3 separate regions of the Homo sapiens genome follow, and regions 1 and 2 are each linked to region 3. A link is a contact called in ENCODE Hi-C or POLR2A ChIA-PET data. All regions are on one chromosome and are shown on one strand. Each heading gives the region's core, a stretch centred on a gene start or an enhancer-like site at or near the end of the contact. The rest is flanking DNA. Distances are from core to core; before and after follow the strand shown. Region 1 overlaps GPAT3 (glycerol-3-phosphate acyltransferase 3). Region 2 overlaps GPAT3 (glycerol-3-phosphate acyltransferase 3). Region 3 has its middle 22 kb from the start of HPSE.

Evidence for each region. A loop is a pair of places that touch in the nucleus more often than their neighbours do. ChIA-PET counts read pairs that join two places held with the same protein, here RNA polymerase II (POLR2A). Pooled maps may share reads with other maps.
Region 1: a pooled map shows a loop between it and region 3 (2.6-fold over the local background). The contact joins two enhancer-like sites. A Hi-C loop is called at or near these places in 1 of 168 maps with a recorded cell type or tissue (OCI-LY7) and 5 of 50 pooled maps. POLR2A ChIA-PET finds 5 or more read pairs at or near these places in 2 of 52 experiments (OCI-LY7 and activated T-cell).
Region 2: a pooled map shows a loop between it and region 3 (2.3-fold over the local background). The contact joins two enhancer-like sites. A Hi-C loop is called at or near these places in 9 of 50 pooled maps. POLR2A ChIA-PET finds 5 or more read pairs at or near these places in 2 of 52 experiments (OCI-LY7 and activated B cell).

The regions. Positions count from the first base shown.
Region 1 is chr4:83,579,194-83,583,990 of GRCh38, forward strand. GPAT3 (glycerol-3-phosphate acyltransferase 3) reads left to right here. Exons shown (of 12, transcript NM_032717.5): 3 at 2,369-2,639. Among named protein-coding and RNA genes, the nearest start is that of GPAT3, 45 kb to the left of the region's middle. RefSeq lists a silencer at 3,343-3,637. Within about 2 kb of position 2,943, at least 10 of the 41 ENCODE cell types and tissues checked have a DNase peak (open chromatin) inside an H3K27ac peak, as active enhancers do.
Region 2 is chr4:83,549,984-83,554,514 of GRCh38, forward strand. The region is part of intron 2 of GPAT3 (glycerol-3-phosphate acyltransferase 3); the gene reads left to right. Among named protein-coding and RNA genes, the nearest start is that of GPAT3, 16 kb to the left of the region's middle. RefSeq lists a silencer at 3,081-3,210. Within about 2 kb of position 2,193, at least 4 of the 41 ENCODE cell types and tissues checked have a DNase peak (open chromatin) inside an H3K27ac peak, as active enhancers do.
Region 3 is chr4:83,354,885-83,359,627 of GRCh38, forward strand. No RefSeq gene overlaps it. Among named protein-coding and RNA genes, the nearest start is that of HPSE, 22 kb to the left of the region's middle. Within about 2 kb of position 2,552, at least 7 of the 41 ENCODE cell types and tissues checked have a DNase peak (open chromatin) inside an H3K27ac peak, as active enhancers do.

The sequences.
Region 1 (4,797 bases), core at 1,693-4,192, 220 kb after region 3:
TTCTTTCTCTCTCTCCCCTTCCTTCCTTCCTTCCTTCTCTCCCTCTTTTCTCCCTTTCCCTTCCCTTCCCGCCCCTCCCCTCTGTTCCCCTCCCCTCCCCTCCCCTCCCCTCCTCTTCCCTTTCCATCTCATTTTGTCACCCAGGCTGGAGTGCAATGGCATGATCATGGCTCACTGCAGCCTCCATCTTCTGGGCTCAAGTGATCCCCCTGCCTCAGCCTCCCAAGTAGCTGGGACTACAGGCACATGCCACCATGTCCAGCTAATTTTTGTATTTTTTGTGGAGACAGGTTTCACCATGTTGCCCAGGTAGGTCTCAAACTCTTGGGCTCAAGTGATCCGCTCACCTTGACCTCCCAAAGTGTTGGAATTACAGGCATAAGCCCCCATGCCAAGCCCCTATTGCTTTAATTCTTAAGGTGACTAGGTATAAACTTTGCATGTAGGACAAAAACTCCAAAATCCCCATATATCCCACACCTAAAATCATAAAACATTAGCCCTGTAAGAAAACTAAATTGTTTCCATTCTCTCAGTTTATAAAAGACATCAGTCATGGAGCTGGTGGTTGTCCTAAACAGGACTTGGCTTTTGACTCCAGGTCCTCTTTCCTTTCTCCTCTAGTGTAGTATTAGTCCTTCCGAAAACTGAACTATTACAGCTCTTTCTACTAATACACGTATAACTCTTTCCGGGATAGGTAATACAGCACTGTCCATTTTCCTCATTGATTTCCTAGTAAACTGGAAAATGAGGTGATCAAAAAAGATCTTCTTTCAGGGAATTTAACATCTTAATTACTATCTCAAAAGAAAATATTTTTCTTTGTAGTCTAATGTCAGAAGTAACCTTTTGTGATACACCCCAAAGGAACCAATGAATGATCATATGACTGTGTATATAGCTACTCTTTATTCTTTGAAGACTTTCTCATTTTTTGTATTTAATAGTTAGAATTGAATGACAGTAGTCATTTTTCAATTCATAAAAATTTATGCTGCTTTAAAAAATCATTTAATTATTTTCTTGATGGAAAATACAGTAACAGCACAGAGAGGAAAACCTAATCCTATTGTCTAGAAATAGCTACTTAATGTTTTCATTTTTACATTTTTTCTATGTATATGTATTTCATAGAGTGAAACTATAGTTTTAGATTCCGTCTTTTCTTGATTAACATTATAGTATTTGTTAATGGGTGCATTTTATATCATTGTTTGGATTAATTGTAATGAAGAATGCTACAGTGAACACCCTTGCCTACATTTGCCTACATTTCTAATTATTTTCTGATGACAGATTCCTAGAATTGGAGTTATTGATCATCAGCAAAACTATCTTCAGTCTTTTCATTGCCAAACCAACTTTGACAAAGTTGCTACTACTTCCGTACTTGTACAAGTTGAATATGAGAGTACCTGTGTCATTTCAAGTCATTGAATAAAATGCTGCTGATTTGATACTGTAAATAGGCCTTTGTCTAATTCACATTTCCTTTTTCACTAGTGAAAAGTTGTATGATATTAACTATTAATATTCATGTTGTTTCTGTGAACTTTGCTTACTTTTATGCAGGAGGCTGTGTTTTTCTTATTAAATAATTTTCATATATTAAAAAATCGGCCGGGCGTGGTGGCTCACGCCTGTAATCCCAGCACTTTGGGAGGCAGAGGCAGGCAGATCACGAGGTCAGGAGATTGAGACCATCCTGGCTAACATGGTGAAACCCTGTCTCTATTAAAAATACAAAAAATTAGCCGACTGTGGTGGCGGGTGCCTGTAGTCCCAGCTGCTTGGGAGGCTGAGGCAGGAGATTGGCATGAACCCGGGAGGCGGAGCTTGCAGTAAGCTGAGATCACGCCACTGCACTCCAGCCTGGGTGACGGAGCAAGACTCCGTCTCAAAAAAAAAAAAAAAAAAAAAAAAAATCAACTTTTTGCCATTTATGGTGAATCTTTTGCCATTTTGCTTGCTTTTTGATTTTATGGTTTTTGTCAGGGAGAACAGAAGTCTTTGTTTTTACACAATCTAGAGTTATACTTGGGGAGAATTTTGTGTGTGTGTGTGTGTGAGTTCTTTGTCTAATGGTATGCAGGGAAGAATTCCAAACAAGAGGATTATGGAGGACCAAAAACCCCTCTTTATAATTAACAAAGATCATGAGGTAGAGGCCATTTCATGCAGACACAGTGATTTCACCTCTTTTCCCACTGCAATTGTTTGTCTCTTACTTCTGAAGATGGCTGATGTCACCCATTAAACTTATTTACTTGTTTGGCATATTTAACTTCTACACAGTTAAAGTTGCCCTTTTGGTCAATTCTTCTGTCGTATGGCATTTTCTCATGTCCTGATGCTTTCTTTTAAGGTATTATCCAAAGAGATGAGTCACCCATGGAAAAAGGGCTCTCTGGTCTACGAGGAAGGGACTTTGAGCTGTCTGACGTGTTTTATTTCTCCAAGAAGGGATTGGAAGCCATTGTAGAAGATGAAGTGACCCAGAGGTTTTCCTCAGAGGAGCTAGTGTCATGGAATCTCCTCACAAGAACCAATGTAAATTTCCAGTACATCAGTCTGCGGCTCACTATGGTGTGGGTGCTGGGCGTCATAGTGCGCTATTGTGTCCTACTGCCTCTGAGGTAAGTCATATGCCTGGTAATTTGATGATACGCTTGACTCAGCTTTCTTTTTGAATCATGTACATAATGGCCACGTAAGTGTTCTGTGGTGCTTATTCCACCCATTCCCACGTAGGAAATGCCACCAAACATGACCTCTAAAGGAATGTATTACGTATCCATTTTCCTTTCACAATTTTTCCCCAAATGAAGTTGTATATTCAGAATCCAATGTATATCTTAGAATCTGGATCCACTTTGCTATTAGAGTCTGAGCTAACTTGAGGATGGAGAGAAAAGGGAAGTGAAGAAGAAGAAGAGGAAGAGGAAGAAGAAGAAGAGAGATCATCAACAGTTTCATATTCACTAGAGCATCAGCCAAACTGTAAGAGCTGACCAGAACCCACTGCCTTTCTTTGCCAGTCCATAGCACTTCATAACTGCATAAGAGAGAAAAAATTCTTGAGTGTGGTTACACGTGGGAGAGAGCCATTTCGAAGTGTGTTTGTTCCATCCAATTCATTGTGATCACGGACTGCTCTTATTAAAGTGTCCCCACCTGGGTCCCCTTCTGCTTCTGAGCTTGAGTGCCACCTGGTGAGGAGGCAGTGTCAAGCCTAGTTTATGGAAAGCACGATGTGGAACATGAGTAGAAGGCACTGCGTGGTGGGATGAAGCTGTAAGTGGCTGAGATCTGATTAGCGTGGTGGTAGCAGTAGTAGGCACGTATACCAGCCACAACATTATTGTTGATCATCTTGCTTCATTTCCCTGGACATGGCCTTGGCATCCTCTCAGCAGAGCTTTCCAGGCAGTGGCTACCTGCCAACTAAACTTGGCACATGAATTGAAATCTTTTTACCACCCCCAGGGTGGCCTATGCTTGCCTCATTCAGATTTATTACCAGGGAAAGTATTGCTTAACTACAGGGAAATGCAGATTTCTAAGAAATTATTTCTGGGTTGTTGTTGTTGTTTTTTTTTGCCCATATTGCTAGTTCAGACATTGGGGCATAGTATGTCTTTTGGGAATCATTTCAGCTGTGATAATGAAGCGAAATTCAAGGTTTCACATATAATTTTGCTTGAACCTTAAACTAGTGCCCCCAAAACAGGGTTCGTGTACTCTGGGAGTGTACAAGACTATCCATTGGCATGCAGGAAGGAAATATTAGAGCTCTTATTTACTAAAAGCTTCTGTTCTGGCTGGGTGCAGTGGCTCACGCCTGTAATCCCAGCACTTTGGGAGGCCGAGGTGGGCGGATCACAAGATCAAGAGATCGAGACCATCCTGGCCAACATGGTGAAACCTCATCTCTACTAAAAATACAAAAATTAACTGGGCGTGGTGGAGCACACCTAGTCTCAGCTACTCGGGAGGCTGAGACAGGAGAATCGCTTGAACCTGGGAGGCAGAGGTTGCAGTGAGCTGTGATCGTGCCACTGCACTCTAGCCTGGCAACAGAGCGAGACTGCGTATCCAAAAAAAAAAGAAAGAAAGAAAGAAAAAAAGCTTCTGTTCGCTTTATAACTAGAGCTTCCATTTATTCTGTTTTCATTCTTAAAAAGAAAAAGCCCAGGGGCATGGTGGCTCACACCTGTAATACTAGCACTTTGGGAGGCTGAGGTGGGCAGATCACTTGAGGCCAGGAGTTCGACTGGCCTGGACAACATGGTGAAACCCCATCTCTACCAAAAATACAAAAATTAGCCAGGTGTGGTGATACGCACTTGTAGTCCCAGCTACTTGGGAGGCTGAGGCAGAGAATTACTTGAACCCAGGAGGCAGAGGTTGCAGTGAACCAGGATCACGCTACTACACTCCAGCCTGGGTGACAGAGCGAGACTCTTGTCTGAAAAAAAAAAAAAAAAAAAAAAAAAAAAAATGAAGCTGGGCCGGGCATAGTGACTCTTGCCTGTAATCCCAGCCCTTTGGGAGGCCGAGGTGAGGTCAGGAGTTCTATGTCAGCCTGGCCAACATGGTTAAACTCCATCTCTACTAAAAATACAAAAATTAGCCAGGTGTGGTGGCACATGCCTGTAGTCCCAGCTACTTGGGAGGCTGAAGCAGGAGAAATCACTTGAACCCGGGAGGCGGAGGTTGCAGTGAGACACTGTATTCCAGCCTGGGTGACAGAGTGAGGTGAGGCTCCATTTCAAAAAAAATAAACAACAACAA
Region 2 (4,531 bases), core at 943-3,442, 190 kb after region 3:
AAGTGTTGGGATTACAGGTGTGAGCCACCACGCCTAGCCCATTTTTTAATTTTTAAATAGAGATGAGGTCTCACTATGTTGCCCAGGATGGTCTTGAACTCCTCAGGATGGTCTTAAGTGATTCTCCTGCCTCGGCCCCCTAGGTGCTAGGATTGCAGGTGTGAGCCACCATGCCCAGCTGAGTTTTTCTTTTTCTTTTTTTTCAAATATATTTTAAAGAATTGAAAAAATATACAGCTAGGTTTCACCATGTTGCCCAGGCTGGTCTTGAACTCCTGGGCTCAAGCAATCCATCTGCATCCGTCTCCCAAAGTGCTGGGATTACAGCCATGAGCCCCCACACCCAGCTGAGTTTTTCTTTAGCATGGCCAAATGTCCCCCTGATTGCATTAGTCTATCCCTATTTGTGAATATTGTGTCTGATGATGATGATGATGATGATGATGACAATTTTCAGACATACACAAAAGTAGAGAAAATAGTAAATGAGCCCCATATCACGAGATTCAACATTTGTCGAGATTTTGCCATGCTTGATTCATTTATCAACGCTCTCATTTTTTTGGTAAAGTTTTAAAATTTAGATACAAAATCTCATGTCTTTTAATGCATAAAGGACTTTTTCAAATAACCACAATGCTATTATCCCTTTAGCAAACAATAATTTCTTAATATCATCTAATATATTGTCCATATTTAGATTTCCCTAACAGTCTCAAAATGTCTTTATAATTGATTTGTTTGAAATGAATTTCAGTCATGGTTCACAAAAACATTTATTTTTTAATTTTTTGCAGTGCTTTAAGTTGGAAATATGAAAGTTTTTTGTGGGGGCAGGGGTGCAGTTTTATTTCTTGGAACAAAAATTACTTAATAGCAACTGATTCTGATAAAACTCACTAGAGTACTGTGCATTTTAATCTTTACATCTTAACATAGCTCTGTAGAAGGCAAAAGTTTGATTGTTAGGTTAGTCATCTGTATTTCTTTTACGTACAATATTATAAAAATTTAGTTCAATCACTTTGGAGAGCAATTTGGCAATACTTAGGAAAGTTAAAGACCAGAAAATTACACGACAACCCAACAATTCTATATCTCCTAAAATATCAAATGTACCCAGAGCCTCAGCATATATGTATTAGGTGACTTGTTACAAGTGTTTACAACCAGTGAAAATGTGGAGACAATCCATCAGGAGGAAAGTTAATATGTAAGCTGATTTATTTATACTGTACAGCAGTTAAACTGAATTAACTGGACTTACATGGAAAGAAAAAGGAGATGAATTTCAAACCATATTGAGAGAAAAGAAAATATATAGTATAATAACATTTATTTAAAATTTAGAATCACAAATAGATACTATACATTTATGTGAATATATAATATATGCATGGAAATTATATATACTATAGGGCAGTATATTGCGCCTGGCTGGGACAGGTTATCTTCAGGAGGGAGAGCAAGAGGTGGTGAGGAGGGGCTTTAACTGTATTTATAATTTTTTTTCTTTAAAATATACCTGGGCTGGGCGCAGTGGCTCATGCCTGTAATCCCAGCACTTTGGGAGGCTGAGGCGGGCGGATCACGAGGTCAAGAAATCGAGACCATCCTGGCCAACATGGTGAAACCCGGTCTCTACTAAAAATACGAAAATTAACTGGGCGTGGTGGTGCGCCCCTATAGTCTCAGCTACTCAGGAGGCTGAGGCAGGAGAATCGCTTGAACCTGGGAGGCAGAGGTTGTAGTGAGCCGAGATTGCACCACTGCACTCCAGCCTGGGAGACAGAGTGAGACTCCATCTCGGAAAAAAAAAAAAAAAAAAAAATCTATCTATCTATCTATCTATCTATCTATCTATCTGAAGCAAATATGACAATGAGTATTTTTTTTCTTGTTAAACTCATCTTTGGGGGGTTACATTTATATTGTAAACATAAAAAAGAGAAAACCCCAACCAAATAAAACATCAGTAGTCATTCAGCTAATGTTTATTCTGACAGTTAGAACTAGTTATATATGAATGGAAGATAGGTACCTTCTTGGGATGTGATTTGATGGTTATCTGCTCCAAAACACAGCTCCATTCAGCCTGACCAGTGCCTGGAATTTAAACTGAAACCTATGGAACAAAGGAGTTTTTAATAAAAATACATTACCTCTTAGAGCTGGCTTTCTCAACCTCAGCACTACTGATACTTTGGATTGGGTAATTCTTTGTCGTGGGCAACAGTCCTGTACAATGTGAGATGTTCAGCAGCATCTCTGGCCTCTACCCAGTAGATGACAGACAGTAGCACACTCCCATTCGTGACAACCAACAATGTGTGCAGACATTGCCAGTTGTCCCCTGGGGGCACTTCTCTCTCCTTCCCTCACCCCACCCCTGCTCATTTGTGAATCACTGCTCCTAGAGAAGAATGCATTAGTGTATTGGTCCCCACTATCGTTAGCATGATTTTAGTTTTCTAACAAATAGGCCCTTGAAGGAGCAGAATTTGATGCTACAGTTTTTGGTGGTTGATTTGGGAAGAATGGAATGACAAAGTAAGGCATAGGTGGGGGTGCTTAGATGAGCAGCAGGATTAGCAGATGGTGGAAGAGGAGGCAGGTTCCTTAAGGAAAGGTAGAAAGCAGACAAAGAAATCTTCCTTCAAACTTTGCCTCATAATCTAACGAGAATATACTGGTCTATTTTGGAGGGAGCTTTACTTAAAGTGGATTAGAGACTGGCATATAACTGTGCTTTATGGACTGAATGTCTATGTCCCCCCCTTCCCAAATTGATATGTTGATATGTTGATCCTAACACCCAAAGTGATGGTATTAGGAGGTGGGGCCTTTGGGAGGTAATTAAGTCATGAAGGTAGAGCCATAATGAGTGGGATTAGTGCCCTTATAAATACGGGCCCCAGGGAGTTGTCTAGCCCCTTCCATCATGTGAGGACACAGTGAGAAGATAGCCATCTGGAAATCGGAAAGAGAGCCCTCACCAGAACCTGACCCCACTGGCCCCCTGATCTTGGACTTCTAGCCTCCAGACCTGTGGGAAAATAAATTTCTGTTTTTTGTAAGCTACCCAGGCTATGGCACTCTGTTATAGCAGCCTGAAGTGACTAAGGCAGTGCTCTAAACCTCTGAAAGTAAATGACTTAGCATTTAACTTTGACCACTGATGAATGAGCAGGATGAAGTGGTTCTGGCAGGAAATGAGAAGGTAAAAGGTCAGATCAGAGTTATGGTCTTGTAACTGCATTGCGAAGTGATGGGTGTGAAGAGAGGGAATTAAGCCTTGAATCACAGAAAGGAAGGCTCCCATCTAAGGAAACTAGCTAGGACATTCATAAAATGTCTTGAATTATTTTTTAGATTGTTTTTCTTTTCGAATAGTAGTAACAACGTGGATAGTATTCCTATGCCTTACCTCTATTTTCAGTGAAACTAGTTAAAAAAAATGTAACTAAGCAGTTTTAAAATTTTCTGTCTCTAGCACTGACTGCTGAAGGTCTGGTTGGTGATTTAGCTGCATTAGTCCAAAACCCCTCAGCAGCTTGGAAGAGGGTACCTGCATCTCAGAGTTGTGGAGGTTTGAAAAAGTTGAGTGAGAACTGAGATTCAAAGATTATTTGAGGCCGGGCACGGTGGCTCATGCCTGTAATCCCAGCACTTTGGGAGGCTGAGGCAGGTGGACTGCTTGAGCCCAGGGGTTCAAGACCAGCCTGGGCAACATGGTGAAACCCTGTCTCTACAAAAACTACAAAAAATAGTCAGACATGGCGACTCAGGAGTCTGAGGTGGGAAGATCTCTTGAGCCCGGGAGGTCAAGGGTGCAGAGAGCTGAGATCGCACCACTGCACTCCAGCCTGGACGACAGAGTGAGACCCTGTCTCAAAAAATAAATAAATAAATAAAATAAAAAAATAAATAAAATAAATTATTTGAGAGGGAGAAGATAATAGGATCAGACAATAGTCCCTTATAGTCAACTCAATAATACATAGCCTTTTATTTATTTATTTAGGGAGACAGGGTCTCCCTCTGTTGCCTAGGCTAGAGTGCAGTGGTAAGGATCACTGCTCACTGTAGCCTTGACCTCCCAGGCTCAAGCTGTCCTCACACCTCATCCTCCTAAATAGCTGGGAGACTACAGGTATGCACTACCAAGCCTGGCTAATTTTTTCCTTTTTGTAGAGGCGGGGTCTCATTATGTTGTCCAGCCATGTCTCGAACTCTTGGGCTCAAGTGATGCTCTTGCCTTGGCCTCCCAGAGTGCTCAGATTAAAGGCTGGCTGCCTTATTTATTTAGGGAAGTTCTCTTCACAGTTGATAGGAGCAGACCTCTTAGCCAGTATCTACCACATTGAAAATACAGCTTGTCATTTTAGAAGTATTCCCCAAACCAGGCTCCCCACCCTCTGCATATCTCCTGGTCTCTTTATCCCCCAGAGAAAAATCCCAATCAAAACTCCAAAGCTTCTTTATTTTGTTTCTATCTTTTAGGCAAGAACCTGTCAATAATAATAATCAT
Region 3 (4,743 bases), core at 1,302-3,801:
TGGGAGGCCGAGGCAGCAGGATCATTTGAGCCCAGGAGTTTGAGACAAGCTTGGGCAACATAGCAAGACCCTGTCTCTACCGAAAAAAAAAAAAATAGCTGGTCGTGATGGCATGTGATTGTAGTCCCAGCTACTTGTGAGGCTGAGGTGGGAGGATCACTTGAGCCCAGGGGGTTGAGGCTGCAGTGAGCCACTGCACTCCAGATTGGGTGACAGAATGGGACCCTATCTCAAAAAAGGGTGAAAAAAAGGAACCAAAGTGGGGTTCACTTGCCTGGAGCAGTGAAACCAGATATCCACACTGAGGTTTTACAGCAGTAGAAAGGAAGATGTGGGCCAGGTGTGGTAGCTCATGCCTGTAATCCTAGCACTTTGGGAGGCTGAGGTGGGAGGATCGCTTGAGGCCAGGCATTTGAGACCACCCTGGACAACATAGCAAGACCTCTATCTCTATATTAAAAAAATAAATTTTAAAAAAGTAAGGAAGACATTTATTTTCAGGGAGGATCAGGCAGCTAATGCTTAAATCCTGACCTCCTGGATGGCTTGAAAGTAAGGGTTTTTCAAGGCAGGGGTAAATTTCAGGAAAGCAGAAGTTATAGGCAAAATTGTAACTCAATACGTGAAGGTAACACACTGGTTTTGCCTTAAAAGGGTGGGATATCTTGAAGGGTGGATGGGGCTTAGAGGTCAGAGGTAGATTCAAAGATTTTCTGATTTGCAATTGGTTAAGGAAGGGAAGTTTTTCGGGGGGCGGGGTGGGAGTGGTGGACGGAGTCTCACTGTATCGCCCAGGCTGGAGTGCAGTGGCACGATCTGGGCTCACTGCAGCCTCCACCTCCTGGGTTGAAGCAATTATCCTGCCTCAGCCTCCTGAGTAGCTGAGATTACAGGTGTGCGCCACCACACCCGGCTAATTTTTGTATTTTTTGGTAGAGATGGGGTTTTGCCATGTTGACCAGGCTGGTCTCTAACTCCTGAGCTCAGGCAATCCGCCCTCCTCGGCCTCCCAAAGTGCTGGAATTACAGGAGTGAGCCACCGTGCCTGGCCAGAAGGGAAGCTTTATTTAAAAATTTGGGATCAGCAGAAAAGAATGTTAGCTCTGGCTTATGGGTGCAACTCCCTCCAGACCCCTCAGGAAGAAATTTAGAACAAAGAACGGTGCTCAGAGTTCAGTCTTCAGTTCCTGCTTATCTGAGGTCGATGTGTCAGTGGATCCATTTGGTGGAGATCCAGGTTTCTGAAAAACAACTCAGGGATATATATTAAGATGTTATATTTAGGGCCAGGCCCAGCACTTTGGGAGGCGGAGGCAGGTGGATTGCCTGAGCTCAGGAGTTCAAGACCAGCCTGGGCAACATGGCAAAACCCCATCTCTACTAAAAATGCAAAAACTAGTCAGGCCTGGTGGTGCACACGTGTAATCCCAGCTACTTGGGAGGCTGAGGCAGGAGAATCGCTTGAACCTGGGAAGCGGAGATTGCAGTGAGCTGAGATCGTGCCACTGCACTCCAGCCTGGGCAACAGCGTGAGACCCTGTCTCAAAAAAAAAAAAAAAAAAAAAAAAAAAAAAAGAAGAAACAAAAAAGAAAGTTGTTATCTTTAGTTTCTCTAGAGGAACCAAGCATCTGACTCTAACTTCCTCGTCTATTGTTTTAGGCTACTGTTACCTTCTGCTTGTCAGGTTGCTTATTTACTTCTCAGGGCTAGCTAAGTGCCTGGAATTTCATTTGAAGGAACTCAGAATTTTCCTTTATTTCCATGTTTGGAGGCTCACAGGCTACTAAGAGAGGGTTCTTGCTCCATCTGACCGTAATCATAATCTCAGCGCTTTGGGAGGTTGAGGTGGGAGGATTGCTTGAGCCTAGGAGTTCAAGGTTAGAGTGAGCTATGATTGCACCACTGCACTCCAGCCTGGGTGATAGAGTGAGACCCTATCTCTAAGCAAAGAAAAAAAATAAAGACTTCAACATTCGTATTATGAACTAGAGTTCGACATTTGTTTATGGTTCTTTTTGCTTTTAGGTAAAATTTACCTACAATAAAATATACAAATCTTGAGTGTAACATTGGATGAGTTTTGACAAATTCATAAATCCAAATGTCTATCACTCCAGAAAGTCCCTTTAAGCCCTTTCCCAGTAAATCCCCGCCCCCATACCCAGAGGCAAGCACTGTTCTGACTTTGTCCATCATAAATTAGTTTAGCTTGCTCTAGAACTTGAAGAGGAAGAAGAATTACAGGTTACACACTCTTTGTGTTAAGTTCTTTTTACTCAGCACAGTGTTTTTTGAAATTAGTTCAGGCTATTGAATGTATCTGAGTTTATTCATTTTTTTCTAAGTAGTTTCCATTGCGTGAATATATCATAGCTTGTTTATCTATTTTCCTATTGATGGGCATGTGAGGTTGTTGACAAGTTTTGGTATTATGAATAAAGCTGCTAAGAACATTCTTATCTCACTCTTTTTGTAGAGCTATGTTTTCATTTCTCAAGGGTAAATAACTAGGAGTGGAACTTCTGAGTCATAGGATTGGTATGAAACTGCCAAAAGTTTTTCCAAAGTGGTTGTATCATTTTACACTCCCATGAACAATGTATGAGAGCTCTCGTGGTTCCATTAGACCAACACTTCATGTTGCCAGTTTTTAAAATTTTAGCCATTCTGGTGGGTGTATAATCCACCTCATCGTGGTTTTCTTTTTCATTTCTATGATGACTAATAATGTTCTTTATGTGCTTATTTGCCATTTGAATAGGTTCCTTTATGAAATGACTGTTGAATTTTTTGCTAATTGGATAACATTTTAACATATATAAGGGTTGTATACCCTTCAAGATAGCAAAAATTTAAAAAGAATTCAGAATTCTGTGAATTCAGATACATAAATATCTACAGAGCCAAAGAAATGCAAAGTGCATTGGCACAATGGGCCAGTCTAAGTGGGGTGTCAGAGTTCTGTAAGTTGCTTTACGAAATCCCAGCACTTTGGGAGGCTGAGGCGGGTGGATCGCGAGGTCAGGAGGTCGAGACCATCCTAGCTAACATGGTGAAACCCCATCTCTACTAAAAATACAAAAAAATAGCTGGGCATGGTGGCGGGTGCCTGTAATCCCAGCTACTTGGGAGGCTGAGGCAGAAGAATGGCGTGAACCTGGGAGGTGGAGCTTGCAGTGAGCCGAGATTGCACCACTACACTCCAGGCTGGGTGACAGAGCTAGACTCTGTCTCAAAAAAAAAAAAAAAAAAAAAATAATAATAATTAGGTCATGATAGGATTCACACTCAGGGATGTGGGCTAAGTGACCAGGGCCACATTATGACTCTCATGGGCTCTGGGCACTTTTGCCTTTGTGGGAAAATGAATTAGAAATTATATTTTAGCACTGCATTGGTATACAGATAAACATAATCCAAATGGATTCAATGTTATATGTGCATTATTATTTTATTAATTTTTGTCCTGATTTAAAAAGAAATAAAAATTAGAACACATTTGTGGGCATCTGTAAGTATTGTAGGCTCTAGACACTATGCCCTTCTGCCTAATTCTGAGTAAGTCAGCCCTGTAAGTGACCATGCCCCTTTTAAGGTATGGCATGAAAAACTATAGAAATTACAAAAGGGACTTCAACCTAGGTCAGGCTTGTGAGGAAAGCCATCCTGGAGGTCTGCAGTCCAGGCCTAATGTCCTAGCTAAAACCTCTGGTTGTTCTGCAAGAATGTGGAATGACATAATCTTTTCCTTGGTGAGTAAGCATCTTTCAACCTCAGAGAGGATTAAGTATAGGAATGTTTACCAGAAATTTCACCTATACTTGAATATTTTGGGGTTAAAGAAACTGTACATGTTTGATATGGAAACATTTAAGAGAATTTGGCCGATTAGAGTAATACTTTAGCTTTGTAATTCTTAAGTGTGTAATTGAGCAATTGATTTAGCTCATGATTTTAAGTTGAAATATTATTGGTTTAATTTATTAGATATTAACTTACCTAAGAAAATGGGAAAGTTTTGTTTAAGCAGTACTTGAAAGGAAAATCAAATATGTTAAATGTATAAATATAGTTGGAAATATTTAAGGAAATTTACTCAATTAAATTAACCTTTGTTCTTTAAAGTAAGTGTTGAAATTGTCTAGATTTATAAGGAGTATTACATGTTTTTAAAACCGTGACTTCTGACTGAATGCAGTGGCTCATGCCTATAATCCTAGCACTTTGGGAGCCAAGGTGGGAGGACTGCTTGAGCCCAGGGGTCCAAGACCAGCCTAGGCAACATAGGAAAACTCCATATTTACAAAAAAAATGAAAAAAAATAAGTAATTAGTTGGGCGTGGTGGTGCACGCCTGTGGTCCCAGCTACTTGGGAGGCTGAGGTGGGAGAATCACTTGGGTCCCTGAAGTCAAGACTGCAGTAATCTATGATCATGCCACTGCACTCCAGCCTGGGCAGCAGAGTGAGACCCCCATCTAAAAACAGAAAACAAAAAAACAACTGTGACTTCTTGAAAGCTAAAGAAATAATTAGATTTTGAACAATTTGAATGTTAATTTTTAAATAAAAATAACTTTCTGTGCACAAAAATCACCCATGTGGACATAGGGAAAAAAAAAACCCTTGCACTAACAATATATGTGCCACAGTGGATCTGCTTTAGATAAGCAGTGAGGAGGGCAGGTTGCAGAAAGCATCGATACCAGGAACTGTGTGAGAATAGGAGCCTGCTCCTCTTGCC